Regions from separate parts of the Homo sapiens genome. Here regions 2 and 3 are each linked to region 1. Evidence: chromatin loops called from intact Hi-C (ENCODE). Cell type or tissue: psoas muscle. All regions are shown on one strand. Links, peaks and the distances in the headings refer to the core of each region. The heading gives the core; the rest is flanking DNA. Region 1 has its middle 39 kb from the start of CEMIP2. Region 2 has its middle 34 kb from the start of LINC01504. Region 3 overlaps LOC107987079 (a long non-coding RNA gene).

Region 1 (11,186 bases), core at 3,309-7,308:
ACTTGATACATAGATTCAACATAGACTATTAGTTCTAAAATTATTTGAGTATCTGTATTAAGCTTTAATCATTTTTTAATTGTCGTCTTCGTGGAAAAGAAACCTAAATTTTTTTCACAATGTGCCGTATTTTACAAAGTTTGCAACATTTTTAAAAGAATTTTCCTCTCAACAAGAATAATTTTTTTCTCCTAATTAAGCAATAAATAGAAGTATGCAAAAGAAGCCATTGGTTTAAAACTACATGGCAATAGAAAAGGCTTTTGTTTTCGCCTGCTTTGAGGAAACTCAATATAGTGTTTTAGAAAGGTTGGCAGAGGTGCTGACGGGGAGAAAAGGAGGCCCCCTTGCCCCAGTTTCAAGCCTTTTAAACCGAACTTGCATTCTAGGTCATCCACTATGTGTGGTGGTTAGGCTCCTAGTTTAGAATATTTTACATAGATAAAGAGAGGCTTTTTTCATATGAAAAAAAGCTCAATATCACTGATCACTAGAGAAATGCAAATCAAATCCACAATGAGGTACCATTTCCTACCAGTCAGAATGGCTATTATTAAAGAGTCAAAAAATAACAGATGCTGGTGAGGTTGTGGTTGTGGGGAAAAGGGAACACTTATACACTGTTGGTGGGAGTGTAAATTAGTTCAACCATTGTGGAAAGCAGTATGGTGATTCCTCAGTGAGTTAAAAGCAGAACTACCACTTGACCCAGCAATCCCATTACTGGGTATATACCTAAGGAATATAAATCATTCTACCATAAAGACACAAGCATGCAAATGTTCACTGCAGCACTATTCAAAATAGCAAAGACCTGGAATCAACCTAAATGCCCATCAATGACAGACTGGGTAAAGAAAATGTCCATGGTACATATATGCCCCGTATATGTACCACGTATGCGTACCAAAGTATATGTCCATGGTTCATATACACCATAGAATATTATGCAGCCATAAAAAGAGCAAGATCATGTCTTTTGCAGGAACATGGATGGAGCTGGAGGCTATCATCCTTAGCAACCTAACACAGGAACAGAAAACCAAATACTGCACATTCTCACTTACAAGTAGGAGTTAAATGATAAGAACTTATGAACACAAAGAAGGAAACAAAAGACACTAGGTTCTACTTGATGGGGGAGGGTAGGGGGAAGGAGAGGAGCAGAAAAGATAACTATTGGATAGTGGGGATAATACCTGGGTGATGAAATAATATGTACAAAAAACGATCTGCATAACAAACCCTCACATGTACCCCTGAACCTAAAATAATTTTTCTTTTTAAAAAGAAACTTTTTTTTAAAAGAAATGTTTCGCCAGGTGCAGTGGGTCATGCCTGTAATCCCAGCACTTTGGGAGGCTGAGGCGGGCGGATCACCTGAGGTCAGGAGTTTGAGATGAGCCTGACCAACATGGAGAAACCCTGTCTCTACTAAAAATACAAAATCAGCTGGGCGTGGTGGCGCTTGCCTGTAATACCAGCTATTCGGGAGGCTGAGGCAGAAGAATCGCTTGCACCTGGGAGGCGGAGGTTGTGGTCAACAAAGATCGTGCCATTGCACTACATCCTGAGCAACAAGAGCAAAACTCTGTCTCAAAAAAAAAAAAAAAAGAAATGTTTCATAATATGTATTGGTAATAAAAATAGTAAGATGGACACCCCAAAGAGGATAAGCAGTTTATCCTACCCCATGACATGAAACTGCTTGTGTCAAACTCTTCATGTTTCCAAACACGATAGTCCTCAACAGTTGACTGTGGGATAATTTCAAGCCTTTATTGGCAATGACACCACAAAAGAAGAATATAAAGCGAAGACCGATGTCGTGCAACATTCTCTATCATTATGATAGTCTGGTTCAGATTGCCTCTCCAAAACTGGTTCATTGTCAAATGGCTCATCAGCTTTGGCTGTTATGCTACTATATGTCTACGCCAGCACAAAAGAGCTAGGAAATCATAATGATCAAGAAGAACAGAATAGTTTAACTTTTGAAAATAAAAAGTGACATCTGTATCTTTATATAAAATGAAGTTTGGGTCATTGCATCTAAAATTGTAGTGTCACCCAAGTTACTGTGTAAATAGCTGCATGTTCAGAAGCTAATGTTGTGTAAGTGGTCACAGCTCTCTTTTCAAGGGAAAAGAATGGAAACATGAAAGTTAAGTACTTAATACCACAGCATAAATCAGTGACTTTTCTCTCGGAAAAAGCTATCAGGGGCTCCCACTGCTTTAGCATCAGAAGAGTTGGTCAGTCAACCGGGAGTATGACTTGAGGATGCTACTAAAAACTAAAAGATGCTGGGCGCAGTGGCTTATGCCTATAATCCCAGCACTTTGGGAGGCTGAGGCCAGGAATTCGAGAGCTGCCTGGCCAATAAGGTGAAACCCTGTCTCTACTAAAAATACAAACATTAGCTGGGCATGGTGGCGCACGCCTGTAGTACTAGCTACTTGGGAGGTTGAGACATGAGAATTGCTTGAACCCGGGAGGTGGAGGTTGCAGTGAGCCAAGATCGCTCCACTGCACTCCAGCCTGGGCAACAGAGCAAGATCCTGTCTAAAAACAAAACAAAACAAAACAAACAAACAAACAAACAAAAAAACCCACAAAAAACTAAAAGGCTATTGCAAGAATGGAAGCCTTTCTTTTAAATATGTGAAGACATTTAACATGGATGAGCATGTAGAGTACTGCCCAGAAATCATCCTGAAAGCTACCATTACTGTATGAGTAACTTTTTAAAGTATATTGTTATAGATTCTAATCATGCTCATAACCTTTTAAAGTATATTGTTATAGATCCTAATCATGCTCATAATCTTGATGAGGGTGCTGCAAGTTTACAAGCAGAATGTGATGGATTTGAAAATAAATTTCTAAAAGCTGGAGGAATAAATATTTCTGTTGCTAGGAATGATCCTCATAAGAGACAGACACAAGGCATTTTCCCTGTACAAAGCAAAAGTGGAAAAGATTATTTTAGCTTTCCAGCAGCATCCCCAAACTATTTGTTTATATGCTGAAGATGCTACTTTAGAACTAACAGTGAAAATTGTGAAACACTTTACGGTTTAATGAACATGCACAGTAAACTTGTGGGTCCACTCCAGAGTATGATAGAACGAAATTGAAGGCGATTGGAGTAAAATTCTCTTTGAAAGAATAAAATACTTAAATAATTTTTTAACTACTCAATATGATACAACATGGGGAATTCTGGAGGTTGTAATTGTTTTAAAAATCCAATGACTAGCTGGGCGCGGTGGCTCACGCCTGTAATCCCAGCACCTTGGGAGGCTGAGGCAGGCAGATCACCTGAGGTCGGGAGTTTGAGACCAGCCTGACCAACATGAAGAAACACCGTCTCTACTAAAAATACAAAAATTAGCCGGGCGTGGTGGCACATGCCTGTAATCCCAGCTACTCAGGAGGCTGAAACAGGAGAATCACTTGAACCTGGGAGGTGGAGGTTGTGGTGAGCTGAGATTGTGCCGTTGCACTCCAGCCTGGGCAACAAGAACAAAACTCCATCTAAAAAAAAAAAAAATCCAATGACTATATGCCAAACATTTTATATTTAGAGTGTGTCTATTTAATACAAGGGCTTAGGAGACATAGTTGGCTCTCACAACTGACCAGCTGTTTATTATAAATAAATATTTTAAAATAAACTTTGTTACACATAGCCAGCCTATAAAACAGCACAGAAATGAAATATCTGCCTGTTTTAAAGTTGTAAAAGTTAGCCAGGTGCAGTGGTGTGTGCCTATAGTCCCAGCTACTCAGGAGACTGAAGTGAGAGGATTCCCTTGAACCCAGGGTTTTGAGTCCAGACTGGGCAACATAGCAAGACTCTCTTTAAAAAAAATTCAAAAATTATTTTAAAGGTGAAGATTTTGCACATCAAGTACCATTTAAGAGTTTGACTCCAGTGGCATAATATACATAGATTTGTATTGTTTAATTACATGAAGAGACAGCAAACCTTTTCAGTATCAAACAACTTATCTTTGCAAACCTTTATTTATAACATGCTATCTACTTATTTTCTGCGCATTAGACACAAGCTTTTTTGCATAAAGGTGACTTAATCATCTTTCTGTGTTAGCATCTGGGCATCAAAAGTCCTGCCATATATTGTTGACAAAGGAAATCTGAAGAGAAACAGTGCCTAAAAGTGCAGTTTGGCCGGGTGCAGCGGCTCACACCTGTAATCCCAGCACTTTGGGAGGCCGAGGCAGGAGGATCACCTGAGGTAGGATGTTTGAGACCAGCCTGGCCAACATGGTGAGACCCCCATCTCTATTAAAAATACAAAAATTAGTGGGGCGTGGTGGCCCATGCCTGTAATCCCAGCTACTCGGGAAGCTGAGGCAGGAGAATCCCTTGAACCCAGGAGGCAGAGGTTGCAGTGAGCCAAGATCGTGCCACTGCACTCCAGCCTGGCCTGGGCAACAGAGAGAGACTGTGTCCCCGCCCCTCCACCCAAGAAAAGTGCAGTTTATGTCCTTTTGAAAAGTATGTATAAGTGCCTGTTCTTGTGCACTTTCTTCTATAGCCTTTTTTTTCAGATGTGTTTTTATTTTATTTAATAATTTGGGTTCATCCCCTTAATATAAGGTTGTTGGCAATCATACTAAGAAAATTATTTTGAAGAAAATTTTCTGATTGTTGTTTGTTTTTTGTTTCTCTTTTTTTCTTTCTTTCTTTCTTTTTTTTTTTTTTTTTTTTAGACAATGTCTCTTGTTCTGTCTCCCAGGCTGGAGTGCAGTGGCACGTTAATGGCTCATTGCAGCCTCAACCTTCTGGGCTGAAGCAATCCTCCCACCTCAGCCTGCTGAGTAGCTGGGACTACCGCTGTGCACCACCATGCACAACTAATTTTCTTTTATTTTTTGTAGAGAAGAAGTGGGGATTCTCCCTATGTTGCCCAGGCTGGTCTCGAACTCCTGATCTCAAATGATCCTCTCTCCTCAGCCTCCCAAAGTGCCGCGATGACAGGAGTGAGCTACCAGCCTGATTACTGTTAAACTTAATAAATAATTAAACTTATTGTTTACATATAAAAAAATGTCTAAAACGATAATGCGATAAAGTGCATGCAAATTACTGTAAAGTATTTTACATTACCATAGCAACGTGCATGATTAAATTGCAAATAAAAGCATACTGCTTTCTACTTTTAGCTCAAATAATGCTTATAATCAGCAAACAAAAAGCTATCAGGAAGGCCTTAGCAGGTACTGTGGTCTGATTTCGCTGAATGCCCAAAGCCATTAATAATCCAATTCTCCATCCCCTTCCTGGATGTGGCTCCACTTTGCCAGTAGAGGGCACCATGTGCATACAGGGCAGAGAGAGCCAAAGGCTTATTATTAAGTAGGACAGCCTCTGGCACTGTTTTCTTTGTCTTCAAAGGAGTGGCCCAGCCAGTGTGAGTGTGGTTGGAGATCAGAGCTGAAGGGCAGGTTGTTACAGCAATTATGCAGAACTTCAAACTTTCTTATGATGTCCCTCAGCAGTTCACCATCCAGAAGAGCCTGAGTTCAGCCTTGACCCAAATGGGAAAACAAGGTGTAATTATAATCAAATGGCTGTTGGTAGAGGTTGATTGCTGGCAAAATGGACAAACAGGAGGAAGTGGAGGTTGAGGTCTTTTGTGTTTGAGGTAGTCCATGTAGCAAAAATCAGACCAAGCTGGGGGGTCAGGAGACCTGGTTATATCAATTTGGGGGTCACTCTGTACAAACTAAGAGGAGGAACCGAAGTTCCAAATACATTTACAAGCTTTGCTTTTGCTTTTACTACACATGCTCAACATGATAATTACTTTTTTTTTACTTTGCTGTTATAATTATGGAAATTAATATGTCCACTCATTTAAATATTTATAAAATATTTGGTTTGGAAGAATACAACCATATTTTTTATGCATGGTATGTTTAAAGATTCAACTTTGGCTAATATTTATTTTAACTCTGTAATGTTTATGTAATTTAGAGCAATCTAACTAATTTTTAATATAGCAAAGAACAGCTAGCAATGGCTGAGATTATTGCAGAAATGTGCAAAATTGTGCTTATCTCATTAAAGATTTCTTTGAGACTCTCCTAAGAGCAAATAAAGTGCCTAACTTCCCAGAGGCAGATTTTATATGGAAAAGAAAAGATATACAATGTAGAATTGTTCAAAATGTTAGAGACAATATATGTAAAGTGGCTGTTGCATGCTCAATAAATGATCTCCTTGTCTGCTTTTTAATAGCATTATTTTAGGAGTGAGGCTGCATTAAAGTAGATCTCTCTAGGTCATAAATCTAACCTGAAAATAACATGGACATCTCATGTTCAGGTTAATCACATTGTCATAACTATAAAGAACCACATCTTGCCACAAAGAACAATGAAGGGGTTATATAGATTATTTAGGTCTTAACTCTGGGTCTCTTGATGAGGCAACAAAAAAGGAATTTCCACTTTGGGAAGCCGAGGTGGGAGGATTGCTTGAGCCCAGGAGTTTGAGACCAGTGTGGGCAATATAGTGAGACCCCGTCTCTTTAAAAAACAACAACAACAAAAGGAATTTCATTGCACAACACAGAGCAAATCTTCATAAACATCCTCCTTAGAGAACACCCACCTGTCCTTTTCTCCATGTCAGCTACTCACTCCTTCATTCACCTTAAAACACTCACCATTCCAGTCTTCTTCTCAATTCTCTTGCCCCTCACTCTTTTCTTTCATTGTGTAACTCCTTGCCCTTGCTTCTAGAGAACAGTAATTCAGCTTTCTACAAAGAGATATTTTTCAAAATGATGTTTTCTTTTGTTAAATAAGACATCAGCCAAATTACTAACAGAATTTGACATTATCTGGCTAAACTGCATTATTAAAATCACAAATAGCATCAGAAACTCTGTACCTGGTTGCGGTGGTTTGCCCCTGTAATCCCAGCTACTCCAGAGGCTAAGGTGGGAGGAATCCTCGAGCCCAGGAGTTAGAGGGTGCAGTGAGCAATGATCACACCACTCAACTCCAGCCTGGGCAACAGAGTGAGACCCCGTCTCTGTAAAAAAATATATATGCATATATATTTTTTAAAGGAATCAGAAACCCTTTGACCTGGAAAGGATCAACAAGTCCAAATCTCATATTTTACAGATTAGAAGGCTGAGACCCAGAGAGGGTAATTGGATTGTCCAAGTTTCCCTGATTAATTACAAAGCTGGGATCAGAATGCAGATTCATTGACCCTGACCTGCTTTGTCCATTATAGCACACTGCCTTGAGCTAAGTTTTAAGCTACATTTTCATTATAATGAGGTGTTTCTTACTATAAGAAATCTTAAAATAGAAATAAAATCATCTTTCATAGGGTTTTCTTTTCCCATTGCTATTTTGGAACAACTTTTCTGCCTATTTCATCTAAATGATACACTATAAATAATTCAGAAATACAGTGTATGTATTTTTATAAAGGGTGATTTTGCAAATATGTTGAGAAAATCATATGTAGGTAACATTACACTAGTTTACTTAAAATAAAACAACTACAAATCTTTCTTAAAATTGGAAATTTATCTCATCCACTCCATTTATTTGATAAGAAACAAAATGAACTTTTTTTTCTCCTTTATCACCTCTGGTTTTGTGCTAAGATCAAGTACAAATCTTTGGGAGAAATACTAAATTCTGAGTAGAACATATTGTAAATGGCATTGTCATAAGAACTAGCAATACAAAGATGGGTAAGTCATTCTCTTGAGCACCTCAGTCTAGTAGAACGACCTAGCTGTACTCACTCCTTTTGTTTTTTATTTGTCTTTTTGTTTTGTTTTGGTTTTTTGTTTTTATTTTTGAGACAGGGTCTTGCTCTGTTGCCCAGGCTGGAGTGCAGTGGCATGATCACAGTGCATTGCAGCCTCACCCTCCAAGGCTCACGTGATCCTCCCACCTCAGCCTCCTGAGTAGCTGGGACCACAGATGCATGCCAACGTGCCTGACTAGTTTTTAAATTTTTCGTAGAGACAAGGTCTCCCTATATTGGCCAGGCTGGTCTCTAAATCCTAGGCTCAAGTGATTCTCCCACCTTGGCTTCCCAAAGTGCTGGGATTACAGGTGTGAGACACCACGTCCAGCAGAAATATTCTTTATCATCACTGCAAAAGGCAGAATAACCACTTTCCTTCTCTCCAAAACAAACAAACAAAAAATATATATATAGGCCGGGTGCAGTGGCTTACGCCTGTAATCCAAGCACTTTGGGAAGCCAAGGCAGGCGGATCACTTGAGGTCAGGATTTCGAGACCAGCCTGGCTAACATGGTGAAACCCCATCTCTACTAAAAATACAAAAATTAGCAGGGCATGGTGGTGCGTGCCTGTGAGGCCAAAGTGGGAGGATCACTTGAGCCCAGGAGTTGGAGACCAGCCTGGACAACACGGGGAGACCCCACATCTATTTAAAAAGAAAAAAAGAAAGAAGGGAAAAAATAAAGTATAAAGGAGGATATATATAGGTGATATGAAAGTACTACTCTACTTTATATTAGGGACTTGAGCATCCTTGAATTTTGTTATCCGTGGGGAGTCCTGGAACCAATCCCCTGCAGATATCAAGGGATGATTATTTATGAATCTGTTGCCAATAAAACTAATCCCATACATATATGGTTATCTGCTCTACAATATTTTCATCTGCAAACTGAGTGCAGGATGGTGTCATGGTTTTTGGTATAATTAACAGGAAAAAAAAATAAAATGTGCAAAACTAGCTCAAGTGTGATTGTCTTTATCTGGGAACAAAAGAGACTGTCTGTGATTCTTTGCAACCTACTTTGGTTTAAATTAAGAACATTTGGCCAGGCGCAGTGGCTCACACCTGTAATCCCAGCACTTTGGGAGGCCAAGGCTGGTAGATCACCTGAGATCAGGAGTTCGAGACCAGCCTGGCCAACATGGTGAAACCCCATCTCTACTAAAAATACAAAAATTACCTGGGTATGGTGGCAGGTGCCTGTAATCCCAGCTACTAGCAGGGGCCGATGCAGGAGAATTGCTTGAACCCAGGAGGCGGAGGTTGCAGTGAGCCAAGATCATAGCACTGCACTCCAGCCAGGGCAACAGAATGAGACTCCGTCTCAAAATAAAATAAAACAAAATAAAATAAAATAAATTAAGAACATTTGTGGTAAATCACCTACATTTAAGTGTAGAGGTTGAATGCTAATATTTTTCACTTCTCTCCTTGGCAATGATTTTAAAAGCTAACTCCCCACATTAGTGAGGACACTAGGAAATTTGCCCTCTAATATGCCATTGGTAGGAATGTAAGTTGGCATAACGCTGGTAAGCAATTTGGCAGTGAATACCAAGTAGAAAATAGTCATGACCTTTGACTCAACAATTTTGCTTTTAAGAACTTGCATACAGCTGGGAACGGTGGCTCATTCTCATAATCCCAGTACTTTGGGAGGCTGAGGTGGGAAGACTGCTTGGGGCCAGGAGTTCGACACCAGCTGGAGCAACATGTTGAAATCCTGTCTCTACAAAAATAAAAACTGAAAAAAGTATCTGGGCATAGTGGCTTATGCCTGTAGTCTCAGCTACTTGAGAGGCTGAGGCAGAGGATTGCTTGAGTCCACGAAGTCGAGGATGCAGTGAGCTATGATCATGCCACTGCACTCCAGCCTGGGCAATATAGCAAGACCCTCTTTGGGAAAAAAAAAGGATTTGCTTATGAAAACAATCAGAGTTAGGGAAAAGAATTTTGATCACGGCATTATTTATAATTACAAAAAAACCTGAAGAACATTTAAGTACCCAACAAGAGGGAACTGGTTAACTACATTATGGTAAAAGCATAGGATGGAATAGTATAGGCTGCTGAAAATATTGTAAAATAAGATTTAATGGTATGAGAAGATGTTTATTATGTATTTTAAGAAAAAAGAATATCTACACATACACACACAAAAAAACACATAGGATCCATACAAATATCTTTTTTTTTTTTTTTTTTTTTTTTTGAGACGTAGTTTCTCTCTTGCCCAGGCTGGAGTGCAATGGCATGATCTTGGCTCACTCCAGCCTCTGCCTCCCGGGTTCACACAATTCTCCTGCCTCAGCCTCCCGATTAGTTGGGACTACAGGCGCCCGCCAACACGCCCGGCTAATTTTTTGTATTTTTAGTAGAGACGGGGTTTCACTGTGTTAGCCAGGGTAATCTCAATCTCCTGACCTCGTGATCCACCCGTCTTGGCCTGCCAAAGTGCTGGGATTACAGGCGTGAGCCACCACACCTGGCCAATTTTTTTTATTTTTAGTAGAGACAAGGTTTCACCATGTCGGCCAGGCTGGTCTCAAACTCCTGACCTCAGGTGATCCACCCGCCTCAGCCTCCCAAATTGCTGGGATTACAGGCATGAGCCACTGTGCCCAGCCACAAATATCATTTTTAAAGCTGTAAAGAGTATATAACAAAAATGCCACAACGATTCTCCCTGAATGGTAATATGATGAAGAGTATTTATTTCCTTCTCTGTATTTTTCTGTACTTTCTAAATATTCTACAATAAATATGTACTATTTTTGTAATTAAGAAAAAGTTATTTCTTTTTTTTTTAAGCCAGACTCTTCTCAGTTGATTGTCCAAATGGGATAAGGGCGTATATTTAAGAGAAAATACGCATCAGTGCTGCAATGTGTTCAGAGCACGCTTACTATTGCAGTTGTGCGCAAACCATTTGTCAAGCCTCAAGCACACCCTTGGCTCTGGAGCTCAGCACAGTTTCCTTTCTGTGAGTAACATTCTATCCAAAAAGGAGCGCCTCAGCAGGCTGTTCCTGAGCCACTAAACCTTCCAACACCCTGTGAGCATAGCAGAAAGGCCAATTCCCCACTGAACCGGCAGATGGTGAAACATCCCCTTGGCTCTTGTACATCCAGACATATTGGTGCAGACACAGCTGCAAAAAGGCAAGCAAGTTCTCCAAGGCCAGGCAAAATTAGTCCTTTCTCAAGGGAGTGCTCTGCTATGCCAGCTGGCATTTCCTGCCATGCTCCCAGCCTGTTTTGAGGGTGGATAATGGACAAAAATGGAGAGGGCTTAAACTGAAGGACTGAGTATCTCAACCAGTGCAGAGCTGGGCTTTGAACACCGTGAATACACTGTCAGGAA
Region 2 (11,186 bases), core at 3,867-7,866, 460 kb after region 1:
AAATCCTGTGGGACAGTCAAATTTTAAAGTTCCAAAATTATCCCCTTTGACTCCAGGTCTCACATCCAGGTCACACTGATGCACAAGGTGGGTTCCCATGGTCTTGGGCAGCTCTGCCCCTGTGGCTCTGCAGGGTACAGCCTCCCTCCTGGCTGCTTTCACAGGCTGGTGTTGAGTGTCTGTGGCTTTTCTAGGCACACAGTGGAAGCTGTCAGTGGATCTACCATTCTGGGGTCTGGAGGACGGTGGCCCTCTTCTCACAGCTCCACTAGGCAGTGCCCCAGTAGGGACTCTGTGTGGGGGCTCCAACCCCACATTTCCCTTCCACACTGCCCTAGCAGAGGTTCTCCATGAGGGTCCCGCCCCTGCAGCAAACTTTTGCCTGGGCATCTGGTCGTTGCCATGCATCTTCTGAAATCTAGGCAGAGGTTCCCAAACCTCAATTCTTAACTTCTGTGCACCCACAGGCTCAACACCACTTGGAAGCTGCCAAGGCTTGGGGCTTCCACCCTCTGAAGCACCAGCCCAAGCTGTATGTTGGCCCCTTTCAGCCATGGCTGGGGGGGCTAGGACATAGGGCACCAAGTCCCTAGGCTGCACACAGCACGGGGACCCTGGTCCTGGCCCAGGAAACCATTTTTTCCTCCTGGGCTTCTGGGCTTGTGATGGGGGTCGCTGCCGTGAAGGTCTCTGACATGACCTGGAGACATTTTCCCCATGGTCTTGGGTATTAACATTAGGCTCCTTGCTACTTATGCAAATTTCTGCAGCCAGCTTACATTTCTCCCCAGAAAATGGGCTTTTCTTCTCTATCACATTGTCAGGCTGCAAATTTTCTGAACTTTTATGCTCTGTTTCCCTTATAAAACTGAATGCCTTTAACAGCACACAAATCACCTCTTGAATGCTTTGATGCTTAGAAATTTCTTCCACCAGATACCCTAAATCATCTCTCCCAAGTTCAAAGTTCCACAAATCTCTAGGCATAGGCAAAATGCTGCCAGTCTCTTTGCTAAAACATAACAAAAGTCACCTTTGTTCCAGTTCCCAATAAGTTCCTCATCTCCATCCGAGACCACCTCAGCCTGGACTTTATTGTCCATATCGCTATCAGCATTTTGGGCAAAGCCGTTCAACAAGTCTCTAGAGAGTTCCAAACTTCCCCACATTTTCCTGTCTTCTTCTGGGGCCTCCAAACCGTTACAACCTCTGCCTGCTACCCAGTTCCAAAGTCACTTCCACATTTTTGGGTATTTTTCAGTAGTACCCCACTCTACTGGTACCAGTTCACTGTATTAGTTTGTTTTCAGTCTGCTGATAGACATGCCCAAGACTGGGAAGAAAAAGAGGTTTAACTGGACTTACAGTTCCACATGGCTGGGGAGGCCTCAGAATCATGGCAGGAGGCAAAAGGCATTTCTTACATGACAGTGGCAAGAGAAAAATAAGGAAGAAGCAAAAGTGGAAACCCCTGATAAACCCATCAGATCTCAGGAGAGTTATTCACTATCACAAGAATATCATGGGAAAGACTGGACCCCATGATTGAATTACCTCCCCCATGTTCCCTCCCACAACATGTGGGAATTCTGGGAGATACAATTCAAGTTGAGATTTGGGTGGGGACACAGCCAAACCATATCACCAAGGTAACATATTTTGGGGTACTGTGTCCAGAACCCCATTAATAGTTCATGACAAAGTTTGTCTGAGTGCGGTGCTGACTTCTTGTCTCCTATTTTGTGATCAAAGTTGATCTTCCCTGGTTGATCAAACTCCTGGGGAGGGGATTGATGACAACTGAGTTCCTTTTGGAGTTTCTATCTTTAGGCAAATAAGAGGAGTTCAAAGAAAGCTTCTCCTTGCATTTGCTACTTTTCAAGTGCTTTCCGCTCAAACTAATCCCTATGCCAGAGAGACATGTTTTAGAGTGGCATATTCTGCCATCTTTGTTCCCTGTTGCACAGATCAGGAAACAGGTTCAGAAAGGCTACACCACTAGTAAGCAGAAGATTCAACCCAAGCTTAGCCACGCCCAAAGCCCAGGTTCTTTGCATGCCACTCCACTGCCCCCCAGTAAGTCAAGACATTTCACCAGCTGAGATTTTTATGCTAATTTGGAACTTTCCATAAAGTATCATATTATCATTCTGTATCTTTACAGTAAAGTTCAAATGATTTAAAAATCACCATAAACAAAATTGAAAAACAATTGACAATTTGGGCTAAAAATACAGTTCATATCACAGAGTAATTTTTTTTCTTTTTTTTTTTTGAGACAGAGTCTCGCTCTCACTTACGCTGGAGTGCAGTGGCATGATCTTGTCTCACTGCAACCTCTGCCTCCCAGGTTCAAGCGATTCTCCTGCCTCAGCCTCCTGAGTAGCTGGGATTACAGGAGAGCACCACCACGCCTGGCTAATTTTTGTATTTTTAGCAGAGACGGGATTTCACCATGTTGGTCAGGCTGATCTCGAACTCCTGACCTCGTGATCCGCCCACCTTGGCCTCCCAAAGTGCTGGGATTACAGGCGTGAGCCACCGCACCCAGCCGTAATTTTGTAAATGTCTAATATCTGTAACTCATAAGAAAATGTCCAATGTTTTTAAAAATTGGTCAAAGAATATGAATAGAGTGTTCACGGAAGAGGAAATACAACTGATTCTTAATAGATAATGATGTTCATTTCCACTAATAATAAGAGATTTTTAAATTAAAAAGGGAACTACCAATTTTCAGCCATCAGTTTGTTAAACTCCTAAAATGATAATCTCATAATTGGAAGAAACATATTCCCTCATATGCTGCCAGTGAGACTGTAAATTGGAACAATCTCTGAAACGGGAAATTTGGTAACAACTCTCAAAAATAAAGATATTCATGTCCTTCACAAGCCCCCAGTAGAAATGGGAAAAGTTCCCTTGTCCCCCTCGTAAGGCATGTTATGGGGATGTGGCTTGCTTCTTCAGTGCCCTGCTGCTCAAACCTCTAGAGGAGCATACAGAATGGCAGGCTGTGGGGCTGCAACCCCACTGCAGTGTCTAGGGGTGAATGTTTACGACTCCTAAGAAGCCCCAGTGGCGTGTGTTACAGGGTGCCCTTTTAGCTTTGCTCTTTTAATTTCACCGTCTGTAGGTGGCTTGTGTTAACCAGCTTAGTTAAACTCTACTTTGTCACAAGCACAGAAAGCTTTCTGTATCCTGGTTTCTTGCCTTGGTGTACTGGAGGAATCAGATCACACCTGGGCTTGGAGAATGAGTGCAAGGTTTTACTGAGTGGAGGTAACTTGGGGGAAGTCAGAAGGGGATATAGTGGGAAGGTTTTCCCCTGGAGTCGGACTGCTCAGCAGCCTGGGCTCTCCTCTGACTGCCCCAGCAAAACTCCTCATTGTTCTGTTGGTGACTGTTGGTACATTCCTCTTGACATCCAGCCACCCATGCGTTCCTCCATCTATGTGCTCAACATCCAGCAGCTTGTATGTCTGTCTTGCTAGGGTCTCGGGTTTTTATAGACACAGGATGGGGGTGTGGCAGGCCAGGGTGGTCTTGGGAAATGCAACATTTGGGCAGGAAATGCCTGTCCTCATCTAGGTCTGTGGGGGTGGAGTCCTAGACAGGGACCATGCCCTCCTCTACCCAGCACTTCCTTTCCTTGCTTTCATATCATTTAAAGGCATCATGCTCTTTCCTTCCCAGTACTTCCATATCACACTGAGGAATTTAGTCTATACACAAACACAAGAATATTTTCGTAACTATAATAGCAAAAAATTGGGAGTGACCTAAAAGTACACCAACAAGGCACTGGTTAAATACCATGCAGTGGCTGGGCACAGTGGCTCATGCCTGTAATCCCAGCACTTTGGGAGGCCAAGGTGGGCGGATCACTTGAGGCCAGGAGTTCAAGACCAGTCTGGCCAGTATGCTGAAACCCCGTCTCGACTAAAAACACAAAAATTAGTTGGGTGTGGTGTCACATGCCTATAATCCCAGCTACTTGGGAAGCTGAGGTAGGAGAATCGCTTGAACCTAGGAGGTGGAGTTTTCAGTCAGCCAAGATCATGCCACTGCACTCCAGCCTGGGTAACAGAGGGAGACTCTATCTTGAAAAAAAATAACAATAATAATAATTAATTTTAAAAAGATTTTTGGCAGGGTGCAGTGGCTCACGCCTATAATCCCAGCACTTTGGGAGGCCGAGGTGGGCAGATTACCAGAAATCGGGAGTTCTAGACCAGCCTGACCAACATGGAGAAACTCTACTAAAAATACAAAATTAGCCAGGTGTGGTGGCACATGCCTTTAATCCCAGCTACTCAGGAGGCTGAGGCAGGAGAATCACTTGAACCCAGGAGGCGGAGGTTGCGGTGAGCTAAGATCCTGCCATTGCACTCCAGACTGGGCAAGAAGAGTGAAACTCCGTCTCAAAAAAAAATAAAAAGTTTTTTAAAAATACCATGTAGTACTACGTAGTTATTTAAAATTTCCCAAAGCAGTAGCCTTTGGAGAGAGTAGCAGGGAAACTTACATTTCGCAGCATTCTCTTTTGTATGTGTACCATTTAACTTTTGTACTGAATGTATGTATTGCTTAATTTTAAAAATACATATATTATTTTATTTATTTTTTGAGGCAGGGTCTCACTCTGTTGCCCAGGCTAGAATGCAGTGGTGCAATCATGGCTCACTGCGGCCTCAACCTCCTATGCTCAAGCGATCCTCCCACCTCAGCCTCCTGAGTAGCTGGGATTGCAGACATGTGTCACCATGCCCAGATAATTATTTTTTGCTTTTTCTGTAGAAATGGGGTCTTGCTATGTTGCCCAGGCTGGTCTCACATTCCTGGGCTCAAGTGATCCTCCTGCCTCAGTCTCTGAAAGTGCTGGATTACAGGCATGAGCCACTGCGCCTGGCCAAATATATGAATTTTTAAAAATGAAAAGTAAAACTAAGATTGAAGTAGTAACAATTGCCAACACTTAATGTGGTGGTTATTCTATAGGCCAAACATTGTTCCAAGAGATTTATTGGATCAACTCATAAAATTTTCACAAAAATTAAATGGGAAAGATCTATTACTATTTTAATCGCACAAAGAGAGAAACCAAGGTCCACAGAAGTTAAATAATTAGGTTGGATTCCAGGCCAAATAAAGGACATTAGTGGGACAATTGGAAAGATTTGAATAATGTTTGTTGATTAGATCAGGGATCTGCAAGCTTTCTTTGTAAAGGGCCAGAGAGTAACTATTTTAGGCTCTGTAGACCAAACGGTGAGAGAACCTTGGCAGGTCTCTGTCACAAGCAGTAAATTCTGCATGTGCAGCACAAAAGCAGGCACAGACGTGTGAACAAATGAGCATGCTGAGTTCTGATAAATCTAGTGTATGAACATTGAAACGTGAATATCATATAACTTTCATGTGTTAAATAGTGCTTAACTGGCTGGGTGCGGTGGCTCATGCCTGTCATTCCAGCACTTTGGGAGGCCGAGGCCGCTGGATCACTTGAGGTCAGGAGTTCGAGACCAGCCTGGCCAACGTGATGAAACCCCATCTCTACAAAAATTAGCTGGGCATGGTGTCACACGCCTGTAATCTCAGCTACTCAGGAGGCTGAGGCATGAGAATCGTTTGAACCCAGGAGGCGGAGGTTGCAGTGAGCCGACATCGTGCCACTGCACTGCAGTCTGGGCAACAGAGCAAGAAGAAAGAAAAGAAAGAAGGAAGGAAGGAGAGAGAAAAGAAAGAGAAAGAGAGAAAGAAAAAGAAAAGAAAAAAAGGAAAGAAAGAAAGAAAGGAAAGAAGGAAGGAAAGAAAGAGCTTAACTATCTAAAAGCATTCTTACCTAGGGCGCCCTGCAAAAATAGATGGTGGGCTGGATTTGACTGAGTTTCAGGCCAAAACTTGCTACCCCCTGGGTAAGATAACGGTATTGGTCATCGCACTCTGGTTATGTAAGAGAATGTCCTTGTTTTCAGAAAATACTACACACGAAAATATTTACAGTGAAAACGTCATTCTGTTTCTAACTTGTCTGCCAAGTGGTTGTCTGGCCTCCGCTTGCACAGCTCCCTTGATGAGGAACTCATTTTATTAAGTGGCTTATTTTCTTACAGGACAACATAAAAAATTATTTACCAGATAAAAAATATATATGCTTCCATGTGAGACAAATGCTAGAATAAATACAATTATTTTAAAGTGAATGAAATTGGTCTTTTGATAACAAGACTAAAAAATTGGCGTTTTTCAAGTGCAAGGTGAGATTGCAAGCAGGCCAGCCAATGTTTAACTAGTACTCCACCTAGTGGCCAAAGCTTGAATGAACGACTGTGGAATGACCAGTCTCCCTCCAAAAGGGCCAAGGGCAGAGGAAAAAATAAGTTAAATTAACTTTATTTTGACAACCAGTAGAATAGAAATTCATGATTTTAAATGTACAAAACAAGTAGTGATTATTTTTCTAGCAAGAAACTGGATGTATTTTTTCTTATGTGAGGAAAATAATTTCCTAGGTTGAACCCAAATTCTACAATAGATCAGTTGTAAATAAAATTATATTCTCAATGAAAACAAATATTGCTTACTTAATTCCTTCGTGAAGACAATTTTACAAGGAAAAAACCACAAAATTATGAACTTCCAAATGGCTTGCTTGAATCACCTCAGCTCCTTAAGATAAAAGGCAAAGATTTGTCCATTGGAAAGCTATCTCTAACTTGTGGAAATACGAGAAAATAATGAATGTCCATGAACATATTAAAGTTAACTTAGGAAGTTTCAATGTAATTCAAAGCATTTTACATATTCACCAAATATGAAATTCAACAACACTGCTTACAGTTGGCCAATTATTTTAGATTCCTATGGACACATACATGATTCAAACCACACAGCTTGCTCTAGCTTATATAAACCAACTACAAGTTAATGGGCATCACCCCTCTTCCAGGATTACATAGTCAGGTGAAATCATCAGCGGGGAAATTGGGCAGATGGTGCTATAATGGTTCCATGACAGATGTTAAGAGTCAAGGCTTGGAAATCTAGAATCTCAGGTTTGGAAGGGCACTCTAAAGATCACCTTGCTTGGCCAGCTGACTGATCTTTGAATCCCTTTTTTGACATTTTCAGCAATGAATATTCAATCTCGTTTAAGCCCTGAGAGTGATGGGCAGCTCAAGACTATGTCCCAAGGTTCTTTCCATTCTTGCCAAGTTGGAAAATCTCTTGAGTAGCCAGAATTGTTCTTGCAGACTTTCACCTCTAACCCGCTGATACGCCTTTCAAGAGCAAGTCTACCATGTCTGCTTATGAAAGTCTTCACATATTTGAAGAAAACTACTATGTCCCACTGAAGCATTTAAAAAAATCTGGATGAAGTATTTTTAGTTCTTCATATCTCACTGTTTTATTATCTACTTAAACCTTTCATTCTTTTCCACATTGGTCTCTTAAGTCATTCATCTACTCATCAATTTTTTCATTAGTATTTATAGATCCAACTGTTGGAGTTTTCTTCTACCTCTATTGAATTGCATGTTCCTAAAGTAAGTCCATCCTTTTAACCCACTGAAGTCTTCGGATCCAGAATTTTTCTATGCTCACTAGATTTGTATCATTTCAAGTTTAAGTCTATCTCTGTTCATCCATAGGGAGCAGTCACTAGAATTTTCCCAAGCTTTATTTAATCCTCATAACAACCTGTTATTAAGTGAAGATATCTTGAAAGTGATAGTGATTGACAGTCAGGCAATAGTTAATCCATTTTATAGAGAAAATAAAAAGCAGGCGGCCAAGTGAGTCATTCAAAGATGGTGTCCAATGGACCATGACTCTCAGTTTTCATGCCTACTCCCAGTGTGGTCCTCTTTTACATTAAACCTGGGCTTGACCTGTGGCTCAACTGGTAACACTGTCTAGGTTGAATGTGATTTTTTTTTTTTTTTTGAGATGGAGTCTCGCTCTGTCGCCCAGGCTGGAGTGCAGTGGCGTGATCTTGGCTTGCTGCAACCTCCGCCTCCGGGGTTCAAGCAATTTTCCTGCCTCAGTCTCCCGAATAGCTGGGAATACAGGCACATGCCACCATGCCCGGCTAATTCTCTGTGTGTGTGTGTGTGTGTGTGTGTGTGTGTGTGTGTGTGTGTGTGTGTAGTTTCAGTAGTAGAGATGGGGTTTCACTGTGTTAGCCAGGATGGTCTCGATCTCCTGACCTCATGATCTACCTGCCTTGGCCTCCCAAGAGTGTGATTTTTAATTGCCTTTTGAGTCAAATCATTCAGCTGGTAATAGATGAAACTTATGTTCTCCTTGCTAAGAAATGATGAACACAACCACAATACTAAACAATGGTATGAATGAAGCAGAATTGGGAATTATTTTGTGGGCAAAATGTAAATTAGAGCACATCTGAATGTTTTATTCAATCACAATATATCCCAATGTTAAACTTAGAAAGTGAATAAAGCATATTAAATTGATTTGTCTCTGCAAATTTTAGAGCGTATGACTAGATTTGTACATATCTGAAGAGTCATTAACAGTGCCAATCAATCCAATTATATACATTTTACAGGCATCTTGCTGTGAAAATAATTGAACACAACTATTTTGCTTCCCTAAAATTATTATATCTTTAAGTCAATAAATATATTTTCACATTTTAAATTCATGGGGACTTTTTTTCTGCCCATAAAGAGAAGAGATTAATAAATATATTGATAATCCTTGGAAGGAATTTGTCTTTAAGGGGAAAAAAGCTATCTGATTTGCCTCTATTTTATTTGAAGACAGAGCTGAGTTTGCCTGAAGGCATGTAGAAATTTACAGCTTCTGGATCAAAGAGAGGTCATGATGTAATCAGGACTGTTTGATGCAAGTAACAGCAACTGACCAGGGCTATCCAAAATCAGCTCTCCACTTCCAGAGGACGTGCCAGTACTGAATGCCTCTTCTATCGCTGGGTACCATAACCATGTGGTACACGGTGAAAGATGCTAACTGCCCTTCAACTCTGGTCCCTGGGCATTGGATTAACCAGCTTGGGTCATGTGCTCCCACCTCCATGATGGGCGTGAAGGAGGAAGACTTCATCCTGATATTCTTTGGTAAGAGTTGAGGTACCACATCCCACGGACACCACACAAGGTGGAGGATTCTTGCAAATTAAAAAAGGGGGGTTGGATGTGGGGACAGCCTGAATTAAAATAAAAGCTGGTTACAATATTCATCTCTACAGTGCCGGTGGTTTTGACTTAACGGCCCTGCTCTGACCTGCATCTCCCAGAACAACATTTTTTTTCTTCACATGAACTGTCCTGCCCCAGTGTTTCTTCCTGCCCAAGCCTGTCCCATTATATTACCTAAGTATTCATGATTCATCACTAACTCTTCCTCTACCCCGCACCACCCCCTCCACCACCACCACTACTATCTCCTTCCACTTCCAGTTGGATTTTTCTCCCCAAGTCATGGGAAATTCATCACTGGTATATGAAGAAGGAAGCACAAGAATGGGAAGGAGTGAGGCAGGGGCTATCTGCAGAGGAGAGTTCTTGTTCTTACTGGCAAGGCTGAAGCAGGAGAGATATGTGTTCTAATGCTCATGATAGGAAATCTGGGTGCAGGTCACTGCAGCTCTCAGCTCCTGCAGTGCAGCCACTGCCTGCCCCATCAGCTTCCCAGACCATGTCCAACCTCGAGCGCACCTTTATCTCCATGAAGCCACACGGTGTGCGGTGGGGCCTGCTGGGCAATGTCATGAGGCACTTTGAGCTGAAGGGATTCCACCTTTGGGCCTCTGAGGAACACCTGAAGCAGCTCTACCCTGACCTGAAAGACTGTCCATTCCTCCCTGGGCTGGTGAAGTACATGAACTCATGGCCATGGAGGAGGGACTGAGTGTAGTGGAGACAGGCCGAGTGATGCTTGGGAGACCAATCCAACGGATTCTAAGCCAGGCACCAGTGGCGGGGACTTCTGCATTCAGGTTGGCAGGGACATCATTCATGGCAGTGACTCAGTAAAAAGTGCTGAAAAATAAATCAGCCTATGGTTTATGGCTCCATGTCCCCAAATACCCTCAGCCCTGGGAAACCAAGACAGTTGATGGCACTACATATTTCCAAGGTCAGAGTCTGTGGGTGGGAAAAACTTAACCTGAAGAGCTGGTTGATTACAAGTCTTGTGCTTATGACTGGGCCTATGAACAAGAGGTGGACACAGCAGCGGTCTTCTTCAGCACTGCTTGGAGTGTCCCTGGACATGGTTCTTCATTCCATTGACTTGGAAGCAACAGGATTGATCATTCTTTTCTAAAGAATATTTACCAATAAAGCCTTTGGAAACTGGAAACAAACAAATAAACAAACAAAAAGGAATCTGAATGCATATGTGATGTAAATGGGTCAAAGATGGGCCCTGTTTCTTGGTCCTCATGTGTTGAACTTCTTCGCAGCAGGCTAGGACCATGAACTCGAAGCCTGCCAGCACCAATTCAAATTTTTACACATATTACTTTAAATATAGCCCCAATAAGCCTATTTTTAGACCATTAGAGCCTGACTTCTTTGCACACCCCACAAAACTGCACCCAACACCTGTTAACCATATATAAGATACATTCTGTAGCTACTAAAAACCCCAACAGACCTGCTGCTCTTCAGAACTCTGACCCAGAGGCTCCCCACCTTGCTGCTGAGTGACACTGCCTAGACCCGTGTACCTCCTCTCCCATTTCCCTCTCCACTCAGTGCTCTCTTTCCCTCTTCCCTTCCAGGTGGTGGCCCCATGCCTGCAGCTCTCTCTAGATCAGCTCTTGGTAGGAAGAACACCCTTTCTTTCTTATGCAACCTTGTCACAGCACTATCAAATAAGCTTGTTGTGCAATATTGCCATCTCATCTTTTCCTTAATCAGTCCTGAAATTTACAAACTTACCACAGTACCTATCTTATCTTAACCATGATCCAGGACTAAATTTCAGCTATATCAAGGATTAATTAGGCTTCTGGAAACATAACCATCAGAAATATGTAGTGTCATCAACTGTCTTGGTTTCCCAGGACTGAGGGTATTTGGGGACACGGAAATTTTAGTACTAGAACTGGGAAGGGGCGCAGGCAAACCACAATGAATTGATCACCCTAGGAATAACTGTTTCTAATAACTGTTTCTTATAACTGCACC
Region 3 (11,186 bases), core at 4,418-8,417, 520 kb before region 1:
TTTTGTCATGTTTGATGGACAGAAACAGTAACTCTATGTGGCTCAACCTGACAGAAAGGAATAGATTGACAGATTTGATCAGAAATAACCTGGACATGTATATGACAGAGGGTTAATGATGACATATTGAGATATCCATATGTAACACATATATTATAGAAATCTTACCTATCAAGAAAAAACGTGAAACCTAAAAGGAAAAGAAAATACCAGTGCCCAACAAGTATAAGCAGAAATAGTCCGCTACAATGATAATCAAAGAAATGCATACTAACACCATAAGAACATACTTCTCTTTTGGTTAGCAGATTGGTAAGACTCATGTCAAGTTCTCTCCTCACCAAACTTATCCTGCTTAGGTTAAAAAAAATAAAAATAAAAATAAAAATAAAAAAACCACCAACGACCATTTATGCTCATTTCTTTCTTCAGTCGAATTGCTGAAGAATACCCCATAGTGGAAATGAAAGGAATTTGATTTCTTTAACAGATGGGCCTTTACTACAAATATTTCCTTTGGCCCAGCTACTGAGCCCAAAATGCGTACACAGACAGAGGAGGGCAACCCCTTCCTGTGAAAATATCAACAGTTGCAGCCAGATCCACTGGGTAGAAAATATACTATGAAAAAAAAATCTCCAAATACGGATAGTTACACAACGGAGCTCAAAGGTGTGTTGGCTTACTGACGTTCTCCAGGGCAATAGAGGGTGTAGTTAAATATTTGTCCATCTGGCAGTTTTGAAAAACAAAGTATTTTTAAAAGAAACTGAAATCTAGACTTAAAAGGAAAACTTTATAGGAGCAAAAAAATGAAACTGTATGTTTTTACCATGCACATGTGTTTGTGGCAAGCGTCTTGGAAAGACACGAAGCCATTTAGTAAGCCTGGCATAACATGGAGGGCTGTTAGGGACTCTATGACAGCCTAGAAAGAACCCTGGTGTGAACACTTGGAAGTGTTGGTTCCCCCAGCCCCCAAGCAGGCTCAGAGGACAACCTCTAAGGAAGGAAGAGCCTGGGGGAGAGGACTCAGCGTAGACAGGGAGAGATGATTCAGGAGCAATGCTGACTGATGTTTTTTCAAAGGTACCAATACCCAGCATTGACGGAAATTATCCCGGCCGGGCGCGGTGGCTCATGCCTGTAATCCCAGCACTTTGGGAGGCCGAGGCAGGCGGATCACCTGAGGTCAGGAGTTCGAGACCAGCCTGACCAACATGGTGAAACCCCATCTCTACTAAAAAATACAAAAATTAGCCAGGTGTGGTGGCACATGACTGTCATCCCAGCTACGCAGGAGGCTGAGCCAGTAGAATTGCTGGAACCCAGAGTCAGAGGTTGCAGTGAGCCGAGATCTTGACATTGCACTCTACCACAGATGATGAGAGTGAAACTCCATCTCAAAAAAAAAAAAAAAAAGGGGATGTATAAGGTTCTCCCCTTTTATTGTGTAATGTAAAACCAATTATGCTCTACTGATACATGGTTTCCAACATGGTAGTTTCAACTAAGCAGTTTCCTCCAGTGATGGACACCAGCAACTCAGGCACGTGAATGCCATATGGTGGGTCCTGCAGTCACGTGAACCACTAAAATTTACTGCCTATTTTTGTAGGCAAATTTCATTAGGGAAGTCTCATTATGATTTTGAAATTTTGTTTAAACAGAATGTTTGTGGAAAAATATTCCCCACATGGAAAATTTCCCAATGGGAACATATGTATGTTATGTGTGATGCTATGACAAGTAAAGCACGCCTACAAATCACAGAAGTCTCTGGCTAAGTCAGCACCCTTCCCCTTCAGAAAAAGCCAACAACAGCAAGGGGCCATCTCAGAAAAAAAAAGAAAAGAAAAGAAAAGAAAAGCCCTGGATTTTTGAGAGAGGATTTGTGGGAGAAAAAAATTAAATAATGGAGTCAAATAAGATTTTAGCATTAGCTTTGTTGAAGAAACAGATTCAGACCACCCTGTATTCCAACACTTACTCAGTGATACAAAAGCCTTTGTGCAGGTCCTTGAAGGTGCTGGGTTTTGCTCCCCTTAGCTAAGGGTCTTTGCACATGGGGTTCTCGTGGCCTCCTCTCACACAAACACATACACACACACAAATGCATCAATACAAGGGCTGATTCCTTTCTTTCTCCAGATCTTAACCCAAATGGCACACATTCAAGGAGGAACTCTCTGATCAATATATCTACATTCATTCCCCTATTATTCTCTATTTCAGCATCCTATTTGCTTCCATTATAGCATTTATCAGATTCACTTGACTGTTCAGATGTTTTTTGTTGTTTTTCCCTAGGTTGATAGTAAGCTCTGTGCAGGCAAAGACCACATGTGTCTTGTTCACCACTGTGTCCCCAGCACCTGGAAAGTGGCTGGTATATAAGACATTCTTAATAAATATTTGCTGAAATGGATAGTGAATATCCTGGAGGAAGAGGCACTCTCACAGACAAGTCAGAACCACAAAAGCAAAGTCGGGAGGTGTGTCAAAGTGACAAGGACCAACCCTGGTTTTTCAAGGTTAGCCTGTGTCATGGAAGAAGCTGAGAAAACAACAGCAATTCAGGACACACGGGATAAAGAAGAGGCAAACTTTAGCAGTGGGACAGTGACAGAGTTGAATGACCATTAAGAACAGTTCATAAGCACCTGGACCCACTTACAGGATCAGGTTAGAGCTTGAGTCACCTTACATCCAAATCACTTGCCCCCAACTGCTACCATCTATTTTATTCACATATTTTGTTTGCTTTCTGGAATAAGGCTCCTTGGGAAAGCATTTTGTTCATTGCTGTCTCCCCAGGTACAGTATCTAGTACATGGAATCCGCTCAATATATTTGAATTAATTCTGCTGGTGGGAGTTTAGAGCCACGTCTGTCTTTCTGTCCTTTTCATTGCTGTCTACAGCATTTTAAGTACACTCTTCCTAAACTGAGGAGTTATACTTTTCATATTATTTTAGAATTTGCTGGATTCCTAAGCAATCATATTAATTTCTTATTAAATTCATAAAAATTACAGGAGAAAACCACATTTGAGTGTACATTAACATCCTCAACAATGGTAAGGTACTGTAGATATGAAAATTGTGGCCAGGTGCGGTGGATCACACCTGTAATCCCAGCACTTTGGGAGGCCAAGGTGGGCAGATCACCTGAGATTGGAAGTTCGAGACCAGCCTGACCAACATGGAGAAACCCCGTCTCTACTAAAAGTACAAAATTAGCCAGGCGTGGTGGCACATGCCTGTAATCCTGGCTACTCGGGAGGCTGAGGCAGGAGAATCACTTGAACCTGGGAGGCAGAGGTTGTGGCAAGCCAAGACCACAACATTGCTCTCCAGCCTGGGCAACAAGGGCAAAACAGAAAGAGAGAAAGAAAGGAAAGAAAGGAAAGAAAGAGAGAAAGAAAGAAAAGAAAGAAAGAAAAAGAAAGAACGAAAGAAAGAAAGAAAGGAAAGAAAGAAAGGAAAAGAAAGAATGAAAGAAAGAAAGAAAGGAAAGAAAGAATGAAAGAAAGAAAGAAAGGAAAGAAAGAAAGAAAAAGAAAGAATGAAAGAAAGAAAGAAAGGAAAGAAAGAGAGAAAGAAAGAAAAGAAAGAAAGAAAAAGAAAGAACGAAAGAAAGAAAGAAAGGAAAGAAAGAGAGAAAGAAAGAAAAGAAAGAAAGAAAAAGAAAGAATGAAAGAAAGAAAGAAAGGAAAGAAAGAAAGGAAAAGAAAGAAAAAGAAAAAGAAAGAAAAAAAGAAAGAGAAAATTGTAACTAAACAAAGGCTCACTCACCCCAAGCAGGTAAAAGGGTAGTGCTATTTTTAAAAACAAGAGGTATGCCAAAGCACTACAAAGTCTGTGCATATTTATGTTTAAACTTCAAGTAAAATTGTTATTTTTTTTAGAAGTCTGTTGTTGGAAACATCTGTGAGCACCATCTGTATAGGAATTTAAAGTTAAAATTAATGGCATGCTCTTTCTTGTTTAAGACTCACCAGCATGAGAACTTAAACCATAGGAGAGATGTTCTTACTTAGGAATATTACTGCCCTGCCCACTATCCTCTCCCAATGTAAAATAACTCATTTACTAACTGAAATATCATCAGACTCTACAAGTGGCTGATGTGACTAGATATCTTTAAGTCAATAAGACCTAAGGTATGTGTGTATGCTACCAGCTTTACCAGCTACCTTGAACTTGTAAGAATGTCTGTCCCTACCCCTCGGGGCACCGCTGGACGACCATTCTTTCTCAGTCTCACTTTTAGGCCTTCTTTCCTCCTTTCTAGTGCTTCCCAAGGTGCCATATCGTGATCCTTCACTCTTATTCCTTTCTTGGACTCCTATCAAATTGTGGTAAAATACACGTCACATAAAATTTACCATCTTAACCATATTTAATTGTACAGTTTAGTCTGTATTAAACGATTCCCCCATTCACTCCTCCTCCAAGTCCTTGGAAACCATCATTTTACTTTCCATTTCTATAACTCTATTACTGATACTTCATGTAAGTGGAACCATGCAGTATTTGTGTTTTTGTCATTGGCTTGTTTTACTTAGCATGATGTCCTTAAACTTCCTCCATGCTGTAGCATGTGTCAGCATTTCTTTCTTTCTTTTTCTTTCTTTCTTTTTGGAGACAGAGTTTCGCTCTGTTGCCCAGGCTGCAGTGGTGTGATCTTGGCTCACTGCAAGCTGTGCCTCCCGGGTTCACGCCATTCTCCTGCCTCAGCCTCCCGAGTAGCTGGGACTACAGGCACCCACCACCACGCCTGGCTGATTTTTTGCATTTTTTTTTTCTTAGTAGAGATGGGGTTTCACCGTGTTAGCCAGGATGGTCTCAATCTCCTGACCTCGTGATCCCCCGCCTTGGCCTCCCAAAGTGCTGGGATTACTGGCATGAGCCACCATGTCCGGCCTCCTTCCTTTTTAAAGCTAAATCGTATCCCATTGTATTTATATACCACGTTTTGTTTATCCATTCATCTGTTGGTGGGCACTTGGGTATCACAAATAATGCTGTTTTGAACGTGGCTTTGCAAATATTTCTTCAAGATTCTGCTTTCAATTCTTTTGGATCTATACCCAGCTCTATTCTTACATTTTTAACTACCACCCCTCTTCAGGAGTTTCAAATTACAAGTCAAGTGCCCTATCTAATATACCAACATCTATGTGAGTTCAGATACTGTCTTCTGAGAGTTATGTTTCATAATTGTGTCTATGTTCCTCCTTTTTAAACGCATTAATCTGTCCCACTTCCTACCGCCAGTGGGTTTCCTCAGGGAATTCTGACAGTTAGACAATATATTAGGGAGGCAGAATGCCTGATATGAGCCCTGGTTCTGCCACTTGCTAGCTAAATGACCCTGGGAAACTTATTTAACCTTTGTGGTCCTTAGTGTTCTCACCTGTAGTACCAGCTTCAATGGGTTTTTTACCAGGATAAAGGAAATAATATATGGAAAGTACATGCACTAGCATGATACATAGACCAGTGCCTGAAATGTCATAAAAGCAAACCTAAAAGCTAGCTACTATTTTTCTGGATTTTAAGTTAAAATAATTTATACTTGCCAACATAAAATTAACTTCCATTTCAACTTAAAAGACATCTAGTGATTCAGGATAATCATCCAGAGTTTTTAATCCTTCAGGTAGTTTGTCTCAATATTGGGAGAGATCAAGAAGCTCAATCTAAGTTTTTCTTTAAAATCAGCCATCCTTATATGTGAAGAAAACGTGGAGAATACAACACTTGATCTGTCTAATGGCCTAGGAGACTCGATCAGATGGCCTTACAGGTTGTCTCTCAGCTCGCCTCTCAGAATCTGAGCCTAATAAACGCAGTACTGTTATATTAGCTTGTTATTCTTTTAAGTGGTGAGGTCACACATTTCTGATAAAAAAGATTTCTAATTATGGGACACACCTATTTATATAGGTAAGCCATAAATTAGTAGAATTGACCATGCTGATCATTAGAATACTTTCTTCTGGTTAGTGAGGGAAATGTTATTCACTAACATTTACTAACTTTGCACTTTACCATAACTCAATTAAGATTTTATAAGCTAAAGACTAATGTATTCTACATTACTTAGTCTATACAGTTCAAAACTCAGCTAGGAAATAAAAAAGGCTATTCACTCTGCAAAATGCTATAAAAGCTAGAATAACTATTCCTAAGAAAGAATTGTGAATTAAGTCTGAATTTTGTATCACACTTACAAAGTATATTACATTTTTTGTTCAAAATAACTTTTATAGACTAAAAAGCTGCAATTCTCAAACATTTTAAAAAATACATTTTCCATAATTTCAATTTTAATTAAAATCAGCAAACATAGAACAGGTAAATCCAGAGGCAAATTTACCATGAAATTCATGAAACTTGGGAGATGGGAAAGAACTCTAGTAATGTGTTTACATATTTGCATGTTTTTGTAACACTTACCTAAGTAAGATATTTTACATTTTCTTCTAAAAGTGCCCATCCAGTCTAAAACTGTATAAGCTTTAGGCCCCACTGAACCCTAACTCCTCCAATCCTGCCTGGGTGTGCACCATGTTATCTGACGGTTAGAAATAATTAAATCTTTCCCATTGCTGTTCAAATTACCTGCATTCTCACTAGCATCCACTAGAGGGTCGTAGCTGCACTATGTAAAGAGATGGCCTTTGCCTCTTTTTCTTCCTATTCTTTTTTGTGTACCCAAACAAGCAAGGAAACACTGAGCAAACAGTATAGTCCTCAGAGTTGAAAAGCTGCCTATTAGCTCGAACTGTTGCCATCGAGAGACTGATGTGGCAGAAATGTCTTGCTCTGTTTCCGAGGCTGCCGATCCGTTCACTTGGCAAACTCCAGAGAAACAAGGCCCAGCACGCCCCAGTTTAACAAAGTTGAATAAAAGGCCATTTCATCTCAGGGCTACTTAGTCCAAATCAAATAATGCTTAAGCTATTTGGTCCAAGCCAGCTCAAGTGCTCAGACATCATACAAGGCTTTCTTGGCTGAGAAGAAGCACCACCACCACCAGTCGCTGCACACATTTAGCTTGTTCCTGCTGTTTTCACCAGCCTAACTTCCCAGCTGGAGTAGGTACCAAATTCAAAATCAAGCTTCACTGAGGACTATCACCTAGACTCCCCTTGACCAATCACTCTACAGGTGCAAATTAATCCATTATGCGCTGTAATTTCCAAACAGTGGCATATCCATTTTACATAAGCAGGAAGACTTATAATGTCACAGCACAAAATTATTCATATTTGTCTATAACTTTCCTTCAAATCCTCATTTTCTCCTATTTTTATTTAATGCAAAAAGCCATGTGATTTTCAGGGAAAGAAAAAAGTGATTCATTTCTGAAAACCTATAAGCCATAAAATCAAGGGCTCCACATCTGTTTGAGAAAGTCTGACAATTGTTTCTGAGATCTTCAGAATTTCCTTTCATAAGGTAGCGAGGTATGGGAATCACCGCAATTTTGTGAGGTGTCATCAGACCAGGTTTAGTAGTTTTGTAGTTTCCCAATCAACTTGTTGATAAATCATGATTAACAATTCAGGAAACTCATATTAGACAATAGTAATTCAAATTAAGCTAAACCGGGGGAGGGCATGTAATTTATTTGGATTTGCAATCTGTCTGTTGCAAGGAGCCAGAATCGTGCTGTGATTTGCCCTTCATGTGCAAAGCTCATTTTGCAAAATCCATCTTCCATAGAGAGGGAAAATCTCAACCCAGAGAATCTAGCCCATTAATACATTAATTCTTTAATACATCACTAACCAAACTAGCTTTTTGGTCATTTGTGACCAAAGGAGTTACAATGAGTGTGGAAGACTGGGACAGGAAAAGAGATATTCACTGGAATCAGGAAATAACAAGTTTACTACTTTTAACTTAGGAGGTTAGCAATGGAAAACCCATATTTAGGGAGAACAGGCAAAAGGAAATAGAAGTCAGTACAATACATTCTATTCAATTCCACCTGGAATACTACTGATAAAAATCACGTATTAAATAACCTAGCCATTGTCAGCTTCTCGGATTCAATCTTGTACCAATCTACCCCTTGTTTGTTGTGTTTCAGCTATACTGGTCTTTTTCCTGTTTTTCAAAATGCCAACCCCTTCCGCCTGCCTGGATTGTTTTCTCACATCTTCAGATGCCTCACATTGTTTAATTCAAACCTCAAATATCACCTCTCACAGAAGCATTCTTTGACCACGATATACTTTTATATATATATAATTTATATTTTATATAAATTATATATAATATAATTATATTATATAATTATATTATATAATATACAACATATAATATAGTATATAATATATAACATATTGTATTATATACTATATTATATAATTTATATATTATATATAAATTATATTATATGATATAATATAAAATTGTATAAAATATATGGTAATATATAATAAAAATATATAAATAATAAATATATGTATATAAAATAACATAATAAGATAGTATCGGGATGCCCATCCTCTGGAGATTTACCATCTAATTTGAGAAATACATTGTGTAAGAGAAACAATACCTGTATGTATTGTACAAATGCCAAGAAGAGGCAGAAATAGAATAGTTCACAGGAGAAGCAATGACTTGCCTTACCTTCTGAAGTCTCAGGCATTTCAGAATATACACCAATGAGCTTTCATGGCTGCATATAAGATTTTTATACTGGCAATCACTATGAGGCTGTCCCACAAATTCCATCCTATTTGGGGTAATTTATCTGTACTCATGGTAACAGATAAGATGTTGTATAAATGCTGAGCAACTTCAGGAAAGTGGAAATATTACTAGCGTAGGCTCTCAGTTTGGAGGGTACAGAAGAAGGCCTTCAAAATTCAACTGCTGGACTTCAATGTACAAAAAAACTACAACTCCAGAATTACAGAATGTGTCATTTACTCAGAAAAAAAAAAAAAGCCTGGACTATTAATGCTATAATACAATTGATATACAGCCATGCACTGTATATATCAATTGAATAAGATATTTTGTTTCTCACAGCAGCAACATAAGACCTATACATGTGTTATTTTCATTAACCCATTTAATAAATGAGGAAATGGTAATTAGAGAGGCTAAGCAATGCGCCCGATGTCACATACGCAGTAACAGCTGGAATTTGGATTTTGGAAGCAGCTACTGTAAAATTGAGGTAGCAATTCTTATTAAACCCTTGCTCAGTTTGCTCAGATATTTACAGGTATTACAAAATACAGGTACCAATGAGCCTGAACTTAAACTTCTAGAGGGCAGCAGATCTGTGTTAACTACCCCTTATCAATTTAGAATTGGACTCAGTCACAGAAAATACTACATATTAAATATTTTTAAAATGTTAAATATTTTTTGTTGGCTTGATGGAAGTTTTACAACATTTGCTTTCTTAAAGTCAAGGTTTTCCCCATTATTCCTTGCTCTAAACCCCGATATTAAATTTATATTAAATATATTTTTAACTTATAATATTTAATATCATAATTATGATATTAAAACAAAAGATACCTTAGTGAATAGAAGGAGAAGGCATGTTAGCATCTCATAATATTGTCTACGATAAACGCTATTTTCTGGATGTAGAGCTAAAACTGTTCGATTATTAACAAAATTATAATGTACTGTTTACACATAGCATTATTTTTCATATGTGTATATATACACATACACATATGTGCACATGTGTATATACAGGGAGACAAACAGACAAAGTTCATCTGAGTATGACAGAAAGTTCCCTATTGAAAAATATATACGTTTTGCTTCTAGTAGCATAGCAGACTAGTTTTACACATGCACACACAAAAACCACACAAACACACATACCAACTCAGTAACAAGGAAGAACTAAAAATGGTGGAACTTTTTAAAAGGCATTTTCACACAGAGCTGAGTTATTAGGGAAATGAGGAGAATTCCTTGGAGGCCAGAAATGACAAAGGGTGGACACAGAGAGGTACACAGCACTGAAGCCAGTGTTTACTCTGGGTACATCAGCCAATCCTGAGTTGACTCAGAGTCTAGATTTTTAAAGAAAATCAAAGAAAAAAGTTGAGGGCCCAACAGATAGGCAGTCAGACAGAAGACCTGCAGATATGAAACTGGAAGCTCCCAATGGTTGAGCTACAAAAATAAAACCTCCTGTAGAGAGAGACAGTGGGGCATGCATATCTCCTTGGTTTTGACTCTAGGTGGAAATAGGGGGGAAAAAAAATTCCCAAGACTTTCTAACTGCAAGTCCAGTTGTGTTTTGGGAGAACACAATTTACACAATGTAACTGGCTCAACAGTCCCTCATATACACATTTATTTTAAAGATGTAATGGACGTGTAGCACCTCTAATGCCACACACAAAGCAAATTCAAATCCTCTCTGGAAGAACACACTTTAACACTTAAAAAGGCATCACAAAATATGTAACAAAACAGTGAGAGAGAGAGAGAGAGAGAGAGACAGCAGAAAACGCTAACTGCAGGATTTATCTTGCAAACCCCACAAATATTTAGTATCTATAAATGCACTTAAAGAAATTAAAGATGATACTGAGAGTATGTCAAAGGAAAAAGAAACCATCAAAAATTGACCTCAACGTTTTAAAAAGGAAAGCAATAAAACTTCTAGAGATAAAGCCTATAGTAGAAATCAGAACCTCCATAAATGCATTGAACAGATGAAGCACACCTGAGGAAAAGTTTGTGCACTTAAAGATACAGCTGAAGAAATTATTCCAAATGTAGCACTGAGGAGCAAGGAGATACAAAATATAAAACAGAAGCTCAAGTTCTAGTGTTCAATAGTACAGTAGGAAAATCATAGTTAACAATAATATATTGTATGTTTCAAAATAGCTAGATAGGGTCAAGCACAGTGGCTCACGCCTGTAATCCCAACATTGTGGGAGGCCAAGGTGGGCATATCACTTGAGGTCTGGAGTTTGAGACCAGCCTGGCCAACATGGTGAAATGTCGTCTCTACTAAAAATACAAAAATTAGCCAGGCCTGGTGGCTCATGCTTGTAATCCCAGCTACTCGGGAGGCTGAGGCAAGAGAATTGCTTGAACTCAGGAGGTGGAGGTTGCAGTGAGTTAAGAGTTAAGATGGTGCCAACTGCACTCCAGCCTGGGTGACAG

Evidence for each region. Peaks named below come from ENCODE experiments on the same cell type or tissue, not always from the same donor. Only the 100,000 strongest peaks of a DNase experiment are listed, where the experiment ranks them.
Region 2: a loop joins it to region 1, with 3 times the contacts of the local background. A loop is called at or near these places in 43 of 110 quality-filtered maps.
Region 3: it touches region 1 in a loop (4-fold over the local background); 27 of 110 quality-filtered maps call a loop at or near these places.

What each region holds. Positions count from the first base shown.
Region 1 is chr9:71,801,670-71,812,855 of GRCh38, forward strand. It overlaps the pseudogene LOC100420790. Among named protein-coding and RNA genes, the nearest start is that of CEMIP2, 39 kb to the left of the region's middle. In psoas muscle, for the core only: a CTCF peak has its summit at 5,326 (motif pointing right); a DNase peak (open chromatin) is centred at 5,372; H3K27ac peaks cover 469 bases.
Region 2 is chr9:72,265,766-72,276,951 of GRCh38, forward strand. It overlaps the pseudogene LOC100289320. Among named protein-coding and RNA genes, the nearest start is that of LINC01504, 34 kb to the right of the region's middle. In psoas muscle, for the core only: a CTCF peak has its summit at 6,321 (motif pointing left); no DNase peak of the experiment used is centred there.
Region 3 is chr9:71,278,674-71,289,859 of GRCh38, forward strand. It overlaps LOC107987079 (a long non-coding RNA gene), which reads right to left. Exons shown (of 4, transcript XR_001746718.1): 4 at 3,768-4,350. It also overlaps a transcript of TRPM3 not described here. Among named protein-coding and RNA genes, the nearest start is that of TRPM3, 160 kb to the left of the region's middle. In psoas muscle, for the core only: a CTCF peak has its summit at 6,667 (motif pointing right); no DNase peak of the experiment used is centred there.